Linked DNA regions of Mus musculus: region 2 is linked to region 1. Evidence: chromatin loops called from intact Hi-C (ENCODE). Cell type or tissue: heart. All regions are shown on one strand. Links, peaks and the distances in the headings refer to the core of each region. The heading gives the core; the rest is flanking DNA.

The links. Peaks named below come from ENCODE experiments on the same cell type or tissue, not always from the same donor. Only the 100,000 strongest peaks of a DNase experiment are listed, where the experiment ranks them.
Region 2: a loop joins it to region 1, with 4 times the contacts of the local background. A loop is called at or near these places in 2 of 42 quality-filtered maps.

The regions. Positions count from the first base shown.
Region 1 is chr4:108,617,780-108,623,149 of GRCm38, reverse strand. It overlaps Cc2d1b (coiled-coil and C2 domain containing 1B), which reads right to left and starts at 3,194. Exons shown (of 25, transcript NM_177045.3): 1 at 3,077-3,194; 2 at 1,556-1,638. The coding sequence starts at 1,621. Gm12743 (a long non-coding RNA gene) reads left to right here and starts at 3,295. Exons shown (of 3, transcript XR_003955254.1): 1 at 3,295-3,384. In heart, for the core only: CTCF peaks have their summits at 1,405 (motif pointing right) and 3,124; a DNase peak (open chromatin) is centred at 3,259; H3K4me3 peaks cover 2,035 bases; H3K27ac peaks cover 1,994 bases.
Region 2 is chr4:108,831,426-108,836,795 of GRCm38, reverse strand. It overlaps Btf3l4 (basic transcription factor 3-like 4), which reads left to right and starts at 3,156. Exons shown (of 6, transcript NM_027453.3): 1 at 3,156-3,288. Txndc12 (thioredoxin domain containing 12 (endoplasmic reticulum)) reads right to left here and starts at 2,118. Exons shown (of 7, transcript NM_025334.3): 1 at 1,940-2,118. The coding sequence starts at 2,030. In heart, for the core only: a CTCF peak has its summit at 2,089; DNase peaks (open chromatin) are centred at 1,655, 2,205 and 3,145; H3K4me3 peaks cover 4,623 bases; H3K27ac peaks cover 4,060 bases.

The sequences.
Region 1 (5,370 bases), core at 147-5,146:
GAGCAGTTCCTAGCACCACAGTAGATGTTTCATAACCATCTGCATCTCCAGCCCAGGGATCTGAGCCACGCATGTGCCATGCATTCACACAGACATACAAATAATTGTTTTTAAAATTACATAACAAATCAGATCTTGAGAGAACCGGAGAACCATCCCAAGTTTAAGGCCAATCTGATCTAACTAGTGAGTTCCACACTAGAAATGGAAACCATCTCACTAAATAAACAACAAAAAAAGAAAGGTAAAATCACCGAATAGAGCTTGGCATTGTGGCACATGCTTGCAATTCCAGCATGTGGGAAGTGAAGGCAGGATAATCAGGGGGTCAAGGATAACCTATGCTGTGCACGAGATTCTGTCTTTTAAAAAAAAAATCACATAATGAAATTACGCGCAGTAGTACATACTTATAATCCTAGCACTGGGGAGACAAGGCAGGAAGCCTCCAGGTTCAGTATCTGCCTGGGATACATAGAAGTTCAAAGTCAGCCTAGGCAACTTGAGAGAACTTGTGCCAAAGTAAAAAGCTCGGTGGAAGAGCAGTCATGTGGCGTGCAAAGCCCTGAGCTCCATCCCCACTCTGAGCGAGGCCCAGTGTGCAGAGAAGGAAACATCTAAAAGATGGAGACGTTTTAAAAGAAGCCACTATCATAATTAACAAAAACAGCAACAGCTGCTGGGCACAACGCTTAGCATTATTCATCATTAGTTAATTCTTATCATCTTGAGAGATACTACCATACATGTAGCCGATCTTCTGTTGTGGGGAGAAGGGAGCAATTTGAGGCGTGCTTTCAGTGTATAACCTAAGCTGGCCTTGAACTCACAATCTTCGTGCTTCTGCCTCCTTAGTAGTGGGATGATGTACCACATTTAATCTTTTTTAAATGACCTATTTTTATTTTCTGTGCCTGGTGTTTTGCCTGCATGTCTGTCTGTGTGAGGGTGTTGGATTCCCCTGGAACTGTATTTACAAATGGTCGGAAGCCACCATTCGGGACCTCTGGAAGAGCAGCTAAGCCATCTCTCCAGCCCCCCAGATTTAATTGTAGTAAACACATAGCATGAAATCTGCTGTCCTACCTATGTTCAAGTGTGAAGCTAAGGAACATTATACATTCCCATTGTTTTGCAACCATCACTCCAACCCACTCACAGAATTCACACGCAAAACCTGATCATACATCTAGGAAACACTAACCCATCTTCCCCTTTCCACCTTATTTTCTATGTCCATTATTTTGACTACTCATAGTCAACCCAACCTTAACTGGTTCTGTTGCTGTTGTTATTGTTGTTTTGATTTTTCAGTTTTTTAAAATAAATGTGTATGATAGTTGTTCCCATATATATGTATGTACAGCATGTGGCTGCAGTGCCGATGGAGGCCAAAAGAGGGCGTTGGATCCCCTAGAACTGGAGGTGGCTGTGGTCGTAAGCCACTAAGTAGCAAGCAGCTCGCACTCTTAACCACTGAGCCATTTCTTTAGCCACAAATGTTTAGAGATCCATACTCCATGTGGACCCGGGGTGAAGGAGACCACATCCATACCTGCTTGGCAGTCTCAGCACCCTGGCCACTGGTCTTAGGGCCCTTCCGAGGTCTTGGCCCTGGCATCTTGGCAGGCTAGATACCTATCAGGTGTAAAGTTGAAGAGACTCAGACTGGAATAGATGATGATATATGGCCCCCAACAGTGGTACCCGTGGTTAGGGAACTTACTCCCACGGGCTAAAACACCACTTTATAATTAATAGCACAGAGGCAAGGAGAGGTAGGGGACGGAAGGCAGGGGACCACTGTCAACAGAGGGATATGGGGGGTGGGGGTGGAAACACAATTTCTGAACTGACTGGTGACCATGGAAGGCAGACTTATGGAAGCAATTTGAGGTACAATGGTTTGGAAAGGCTTTTAAAAGCAGTGCTGTCGCCGGGCGTGGTGGCACACGCCTTTAATCCCAGCACTCGGGAGGCAGAGGCAGGCGGATTTCTGAGTTCGAGGCCAGCCTGGTCTACAGAGTGAGTTCCAGGACAGGCTGTCTGTTCTGCAAATAATGTGTCTATTTACATTTAAATTAAAAATTCAGCTCCTCAGTCATACCAGACAGATTTCAAGTGCTCAGTAGGTGAATCTGATTAATGGGTACCACTGGGCAGCACAGGCATGGATCGTTCTCATCATCAGTTCCCGTGGGCACTCTGCACCTGATTCAGTATTCAGATCCTCTGAAAGGTGTCACAAGTGGTCAGCGGGTACTGTAGCACCACCTGTCCAGCACTGGAAGGAACTCATTTGCTCCTACCTCAGGCTTCAAGGAAACAGACCCATGGGCAGACAACGACCACAGAGCAGCTGCAGGGACAATGGGTGCAAGAGGCAGCCCCTTATCGAGGACATAGAAAAGACATCTAGGAGAGGACGATGCCTGTGCTGAGTCATGAAGTTTGCACACTGGGGAATAGCAGAACTCCAAGCAAATCAAACGAACTGACACCAGTTCTGAGGTGAGAACTGGCTTGGCCTACACAAGGAGAAGAAACGCCCAGCACCACGGAGGCATAAACCAAACCGTAAGGCTAGAAATGAAGGCATGAACTAGGGGAGAAAGAGAAACAGCTTTAAGGCTTTAAAGACACTTGGGCGTTAGACACTGGGAAGCATTATGGGTTGATGCAGAAGGTGCCCAGGGAAGTGGGAGATCATATAGGGCGGGAAACCTCAGCCCTGAGCATCTTGCAAATCTATGAAGAAGCGTGAGGTGGCGTGGGGATTAAGAAACAAGACACGATCCCGCGTCCGGAGCGGGAATCAACAGGGCTGCGAGGTTCCCTGGTGTGAGCGCACAGGCGTAAGCCACTCCAAGTGTCACATTTCGGACTGCAGTCAACAGCGAAGCGTCAGCCGGGGTGGGGTGCGGGAGTGAAGGAGCTCGGGAGAATGAGATGCTCCGCTGCCGCAGGCCGGTCGCGGCCCTCCCGATGCCAGGCTCCGCCCGGCCCGACCCAAGCCGCCTCTATCTCCCCGGCCGCCCCCAGAGTCCACACGCCGGGAAGCGGGCACGTGGCATACCTCGCGGCGGATCCGAACCAAAACCGGGCCTTCTCGAGCCCGGAACCGCCTAGCTTTCCGCGGCCCCCGGGCGGCCGCGGCGGAGACAGCCACAGGAAGCTCCCGCCCAGGAGGCGGTGGCAGGCGCCCGGCACGTGACACCACAGCCGGCGGGTCGCCGTGCGCATGTGCGCGGGGAAGCGGGCGGGGCGCGCCCACAGGTGACGCCGAGGGTGGGGCCGGCTGCGCGCAGGCATCTTGGAGCAGGTAACGCGATACCGGCTGGCGGCAGCGTCGTGAGGTGTGGCGTGCTGCGTCCTTCACCCACGGTAGGCGTGCCCCATTCCTGCCGTAGTTTCTCCGAGAGGCCTCTTACCTGGTTCTCTTCGCGCGCCCCGGCGCTTCCGCGTCCTACTGGCTACCAATAGGCAGCCGAGCCGCGTCCCTGTGCTGAGATCCTGGAGGATGCGGCTTCCTCCAGTCTGTGCAGCTTAGGCACGGAAAACCAGCTCTCTGGGAAATAGAGCTCCTTTCTAGTCAGAGGGCAGGACAAAACTTCAGATTAGAGGAACCAAAGCCCTCGATTAACTGAGGCCGGAGCATCCCTGCAAGCTGAAGGGTCGCCTCTACCTCAAGGAGTCCTGTTATATGGGGATTGATGGAACTGACCTGCAGATAGACCAAACCCCGAGATACCCCACACCACGTGCGTAGTCTCACTTCGTGGAGAGACTGCAGGCTTCAGTTCTGATAGATCAGTTCTGCAGCCCTCGTGGTGGCGCATGCATTAAATCTCAGCACTCGGGAGGCAGAGGCAGAGTCCTTTAGTTTGCCTGCAGCTGGTCTAGTTTAGGCCAGCCAGGGCTACATAGTAAGAACTCTGACTCATAAACTGCCTTACTAAGGCAACTTCCAGAAGTTGTCTTCTGACCCTACACAGATGCAGGCCTGCCTGCACTCCGACATTCAAATTAACACACACAAATAATACACAGTAGATAGTGATTCCTACAGCTTTGGGTTTTTTCATTTGATTGTTTTCAAGGTCACACAGACCCACCTGCCTCTACCTCCTGAGTGCTGGGCTTAAAGAGTGCACCACCACCACCTGGCTGGTTTGTTTGAAACTTTCGTGTACTCAATCCTGACCTTGAATTTGATTTGTAGTGAAGGATGACATGGAATTTGTGATCCTCCTGTCTGCATCTCCTAGTGCAGGCATTACACCTCTGGGACTTCTGAGGTGCTGTCGATGAGACACAGAGATTTGTTCCTGCTAGAAGCACCCTGCCAGTCCAGCTACCTCCCAGACCTAGTCATACCCGTGTATGTAAATTAACAGGAGATGTGGCCACTGACTTCATCTCCCATTCTGCAACAGTTCCTTTTCAGTGGGGATCTGTCCTCTTACTGGACTCTCACTCCGGCCTGCCACAGGCTCCCAGATCTTGTGTTTCCCACATAACAGACTCAAATGAGCCAGAGTATAATTTAGGAGATAGTTTATAATAATAGAACAAGGAGGGTTAAGAGTGGATAATGGCCAGAGGGACCAGTGCAGAAGGAAAAAAAAAAAAAAACTCACCACATGTAAGTGGATAATGGCAAAGAATCACCATTGTGCCAATTATGTCAAAATAAACTTTACACTGTTCTCTTTTTCTTTTTTTAAACAATGGGTATGCTAGCACAAGCCTTTTAAAAAATTAATTAATTAATTATATGTGAGTGCACTGTAGCTGTCTTCAGACACACCAGAAGAGGGCATTAGATCTCATTGCAGATGGTTGTGAGCCACCATGTGGTTGCTGAGATTTGAACTCAGGACTTTCGGAAGAGCAGTCAGTGCTCTTACCCGTTGAGCCATCTCTCCAGCCCTACACTGTTTTCTTACGTCTCTACACATAGTTTTCCTGGAGGCTATTGTCGTGCTCAGATGATAGAAAAATGGGTTTGGAGTTGTGCTTGTGAGCATGTTTTGTATGTCATGCTCATTTAGGACCTCGCATTTTCATCTGCAGCTTTCCATCCTCACCTTATTCCCTTGACATAAGGTCTCTCACTGAACTGGAAGCTGTTTCAGCTTAGTCTTGCTGATAGTGAGCTCTTGGAATCCCCAGTCGCTTCTCCCCAATGCTGGGGTTACAAACTCATGAAGTCATGCCCAGCTGTTATTTGTTTGTTGTTTTTTCTACCCCCCAAGAGCTGAGGACTGAGCCCAGGGCCTCTCACATACTGGGCAAGTGCTCTACCACTGAGCTAAATCCCCAACCTGTTTGTTGGTTTTAATGTGCTCTGTCTACATGTATACCTGC
Region 2 (5,370 bases), core at 77-5,076, 210 kb before region 1:
GCCTGTTTTACAATAGGATCATCAGTATTTGGAACATTTTGACTTAATAGGACCCATTGTGCAGTTTTCAGCACTTCCTTCATAGGCAGAAACCCACATATCACCTTAGAAAAACTTCTTTCTCAAAAGAAAAAAGAAAAGAAAGAAAAAGCTTTGCCAGGCATGGTGGCACACACCTTTAATCCTAGCACTCAGGAGGCAGAGGCAGACGGATTTCTGAGTTCGAAGCCAGCCTGGTCTACAGAGTGAGTTCCAGGACAACCTGGGCTGCAGAGAAACCCTGTCTCTCACCCCCCCCCCAAAAAAAAAGTAAGAAAGAAAGAAAAGAAAAGCTTTTTCTCACCCTCCTAATTCAGGTAGATGCCAGCGCCCTTACCCTCCTCAGTCTGTACTTCCCAATCTACCACAGTATTATATAAGCTGAAATTCTTTTATTAATCTGTCGTAGATCTATCCTATTGCACTCTCTGACTTAAATATACACCCAGTGAAAGCAAGAACCTTGTTTGTTCTCTTCATTGTCATGTCTCTAGTACCCGAGTCAATGATCAAAACATGGCTGATGATCGAAAATCAATACTGAACTGAGGTGACTCATTGAATTTCCACTCAGTCTCAATGCCCACCAATGAATGTAAAGATAAAGAGCTCTAAAAACAAACAGCTGGGCAGTGATGGCGCACGCCTTTAATCCCAGCACTCGGGAGGCAGAGGCAGGAGGATTTCTGAGTTCCAGGCCAGCCTGGTCTACAGAGTGAGTTCCAGGACAGCCAGGGCTATAGAGAAACCCTGTCTCAAAAAACCAACCAAACAAACAAACAAATAGGGGCTGGGACCAGAAAAGAACCTGCTGCTCTTCAGTGGACTCAAGTTCAGTTCCCATGTTAGAGGCAGATCACAACTGCCTGCACCTCCACCTCCAGGGGGACTGACACCCTTTTCTGGCCTCCTTGGGCCACACATTTACCTAAACACACACACGCGCACACACACAGGGCTCCTCTAGCCTAAATGGTGAACTCAAATTCAATGAGGCTGTTTCATAAGGTGGAGAACAAGCAGAAGAGGAAAACACCCAATATCCTCTTATGGCCTAGTCATGTGTACCAGAAAACAGGCGGGCAGACACCACACTGAAGCACACACACACCACCAGCATCAGAAAAATCCCATACAGTAAAGGTCATAACACAAACCATCCAAAGCAGGGCTGGAATCCATTTATAACTCAACCAGTTAGTCAATTCAGCTGCCAAAACAAACAAACAAAAAACCCAACTGATGAGAAGGTGTTCAAGTTTAGAAATAGGGCTGGTAATACACGGAGTTGGGGGTCCTTACTTCCTAACCTTCATTGATAACCACTGATCCATCGCTCTAAAGAAATCAGTTTCTTCCAACACACTAGCTGAGCCACACCAAAACCAACTGTTGGTGACCTAGCAAAAGGTCTACCTTTCATTTGCTCTTTTTTCTGCATCTCTTGGGGGAATAGGGAACCGGGTCTTGGGGGTACGGGGGAACGTGGTGAGGAATCTTCAGACTCAAGCGACCACTACAGGTCACCAGCGACCCTTTTTCTTCTGGCGGAAAGGTGACGGTTCCTGAGGGCTTCCCAAGCGACCTATTTCTTCTGGCGGGAAGGTGACGGTTCCTGGAGGCGTCCCAAGCGCCTAACATGACACATGAATGGACTCTTAAACAACCTAGTCCTAATTTAAGGGCCATATCTTCTCAATCCCAAGAATTAAGAGCGCCCTCAAGTACAACTTCCTTCTCTTAAACCCTCTCCCGGACCTGGTACTCCTGACCCCGAGAAATCCACAAAAGCAGTTGGGGAAGATAAAAAGGAATCTAAAGTGGCCTAAGATACAGTGAGAAAATAAAGTGTTAAGAAGGCCCGGGGTCCGTAAAGATTACGGTAAGAATGAGGTCTGACCCTTTCCAAGCCCAGTGCGTCCGTCTGAAGAAGTGATGAGGAGCAGGAAACTGAAGCTCAGCAAACAGGTGGCCCCGAAACGAAGCGACATCTCCACGGTGGTAGTTGCACAGAGCCACCGGATTGAGGGAACAGGATTTCCAGCAGAAGCTCCGCTCTGCCCCCTTATCGCCGTTCAGCCCAACCCCTCGGATTCCCAGATTTTTTTTTTTTTTTTTTTTTCCTAGCCAAACACTGAAGGAAGTGATGTTAGACGGATGTGGGCGGTGCCTCGAGGGTCCGCTTTGGAATGGAGTAAGTTTAAAGGTGCAGATCACGTAGAAGGATGTGGGAGTACATCTCGAGTTTGCTTTCCCTAAGTCCTTGATATCCAGGCTTAAAGAAACAGCCGGATGAGGTGGCCCGAATTGGTGAGGGCTGGGGAAAGGTTCAGGAAAACCGTTGTTAATTACGTCTGACCTCTAGCCTAGCCCCTCCCTCCAATGGACCACTACACTAAATATTCAAAATGCAAATTATTATCTTTGAGATCAGCCTATCACAACAGAGGGCTTGGAATTTCCCGCCCCCTCGCACAAGTTAAAAATACTGGACAACAGCATTTCATTGTTAGATTTCTGTTTGGGATTCCAAAGAGACTCGGTAAGCCCGTTTCGCTGTGCACGCGTCTGTGTCTTGCAGGCAAGCACTTTGGAGAAGCGCTGGACCCTTCCCCCCACCCCCACTCGCATTCGCAGGACTTCCACTCAGGCATGATGCAACCAACTGACATAAGGTCCAAGAAAACCATGCTTGGGGCCTTTTATTGCACAACTGAAGAGGTAGTCCGAGGGAACTGGGACATAAGTCATCTCAAGCACGTAAAGTGTAAAGCTTCTTTCCGTTAAGTCTGTTGCTTTTTGTATTGGGTCGAGTTACTACCTAACAAGTCAACTGCCGACTTTCCCTCCTGATGAGAGTCCATTAGAGCTCAATGCTTAGTGAAGGACATCCAAGGTGTACAACCCGAACTAGACCCCACACCACCCTTCTGTTAAATCCAAGACAAAAGGTAAGCGCAGACACAATGGGACGCCAAGGGGACCGCCGCCTCCTCCAGGAAGCAGCCCGGCCGCCAATCAGAATAGTGAGGTGCGCGAGGCATGCTGGGCTTTGTAGTCGGGAGGCAGGCGCGCAGTTGCCGTACCCACCCCCACCCCGCCTCCCTCCCGCGGTCGAGGCGGGGCCGTGCGTCACGTGGGCCTCTCCCGCCGCCGCCGCCGCTGCCGCCGCGGTCTTTCTCTGTCTCAGCTGAGGCAGCCATCTTGCTCTTGCCGCGTGCTGGTGTTGGAGGACCCTCCCCGCTGCAGGTGAGACCCCCGGCGGGCCCGCCACCCCACGGCCTCCGGCCGCTGCGCACGGTCTCCCCCCGCCCTCCCCTCTCGACACCCGCCGTCCGCTCCGGCTGCCACTTCCGCCGTGGCGCGGCGAGTGGGGGCGGAGGCGGCCGGCCGGGCCTGTCGGTTACGGGCGGCGCAGCTGGGGGTCGGCACCTGAGGGAAGGTCCCCAGCACCACCGCCCGCTGTGGAGGAGCCGGGCCCGGGCTCTGGCCGCTCAGGTCCAGACCCAGGAGGGTAGAACCCTCCTCGTCCATCACTCATTATTCACAACAACAGTGTCAGACGCTTTGAGCAGCAGATCTGTTGTCATCTCTTTTGCTCCTCCCAAACTGAGGTTAGCACCCGGCCACCAAGCTCTTGGGGCCGAACTAGGTTGCAGCGCTCTTCACTTTGTAATAGAAGTGCTTGTTTACAAGTCTCTCTTAATTTTGAGACAGTTACCTATCCTTATAACCTCTTCACACTGCCTGATGATTGATCGCCAGGCACAGTGTTACACAGCTGGTGAATGGCGGTTTCAACTTCCGTTCCCACGTTCTTTCATTATACCTAATTAGTGGCCCTCTGGAAGAATGGTAACAATAGTTACCAACTACTGAGTGTCTTACCTGAACTTGATAATCTATGCTTTAGCCTTCAACTCAGTAAAGTATGCGATGGTATACTTTTTTTAATGCGGGAGAAACAAACACAAGTACAAAGAACCTAAATACCTTTCCAAAGCCCTAAGTGGTAAAACCTCACATAAAAAGTCAGGGCTGAAAATTCAAATTATTTTTATCTTTGTAAACATGATTAAAGTACTTGGATGCTTATAATTTGGGCATCCAATAAATATTGATTCATCTCTGTATACTCTTTTTGGAAGTCCTTGAGAAAAGTGCAGAAAGGATTCGTGGATATTCACTCAGTGATCATGTGGCCCTTGAAAGTCATTTCTCCCTTTGGGACACAGAGAGGAACTTTCCAGGCCTTCCAGGCAGCTAACAATTTTGTTTATAATTTATGCCCTGCTGCACTAACAGGTATCTGAGATGACCTCACACTTGAAACAAGAATGACAGGTACATTAAAGATATTAAGTAGGGATTAAACCAGGTGACCTTTTAGGTCTCAGGCTGAGTCTAAATGTCTTTTTCTATTAGAATCCTACACAGCCCAACTTGCTGTTGGACAAAAGGCCATATTTCTCCTTCCCCTGCTGCTTTAAGCTTCTAGATGCCCTAAAATTATGTCTTTTCCATAAAATACTCCTTAGGAATAAGATTTCTTAATTATACTGACCACCTGAAATGGAATTATTCTTTCATTTACACCATAAGAAAGAGTTAATTTGGGCTTTGCTTTTGCTTCAAATAAGTCTGGACTTTTTGTCTTATCTTTCCAACTGCCAACTCTTTTCTTTAGGAATGTTACCTAAAATGCAAATAGTCACAAAGGGCTAGTCCTGTGCTTAGTTTTAATATTCTCTCCTGACCTCCTTTTTGCAAGAAATTCCTTAAGTGCTGTGTTATTTCACTATAAGTTCATGGCTGTAGCTCTTTTGTGGATGTTTGAATGCAAGGTTGAGGTTTCTATCAGCACATTTCAGTCTGCTGCACAGCTAAGATTGGCACACACCTAAAAGACTGTTTGGATTCTACACACAACTCCCATGCAAAAGCTTTTACCTGCTTGACCATTGTGATACAATGTTGAACAAAGTGAGAAGCCATAGGTTCTAATTTTTATTTGTGAAATGGATTCAGCCTTACAGCTGCGATATATACAGGTCAGTTCTTTAAGTTCAGCTTCAGTACAGAATGGTTAGTAATTTACACGATCTTTTGAGTCTTCTTTTTTTCTTCTTTCAAATGTAAAGAACAGGATCCTTATCATCTGAATGATGCAATTACAAAGTTAGAATTAGGAAAAAAAAAGTTTAATAATAGCCTATTCCCTTATTCCCTCCTTCACATCTCAGTAATGATCTGTTAAGCCACAGAACAAGTCAAACAAGACTGTTAAATTAGCTTTTTTTTTTTAGCGCATGGTATGTTGTTTTCCAAAGC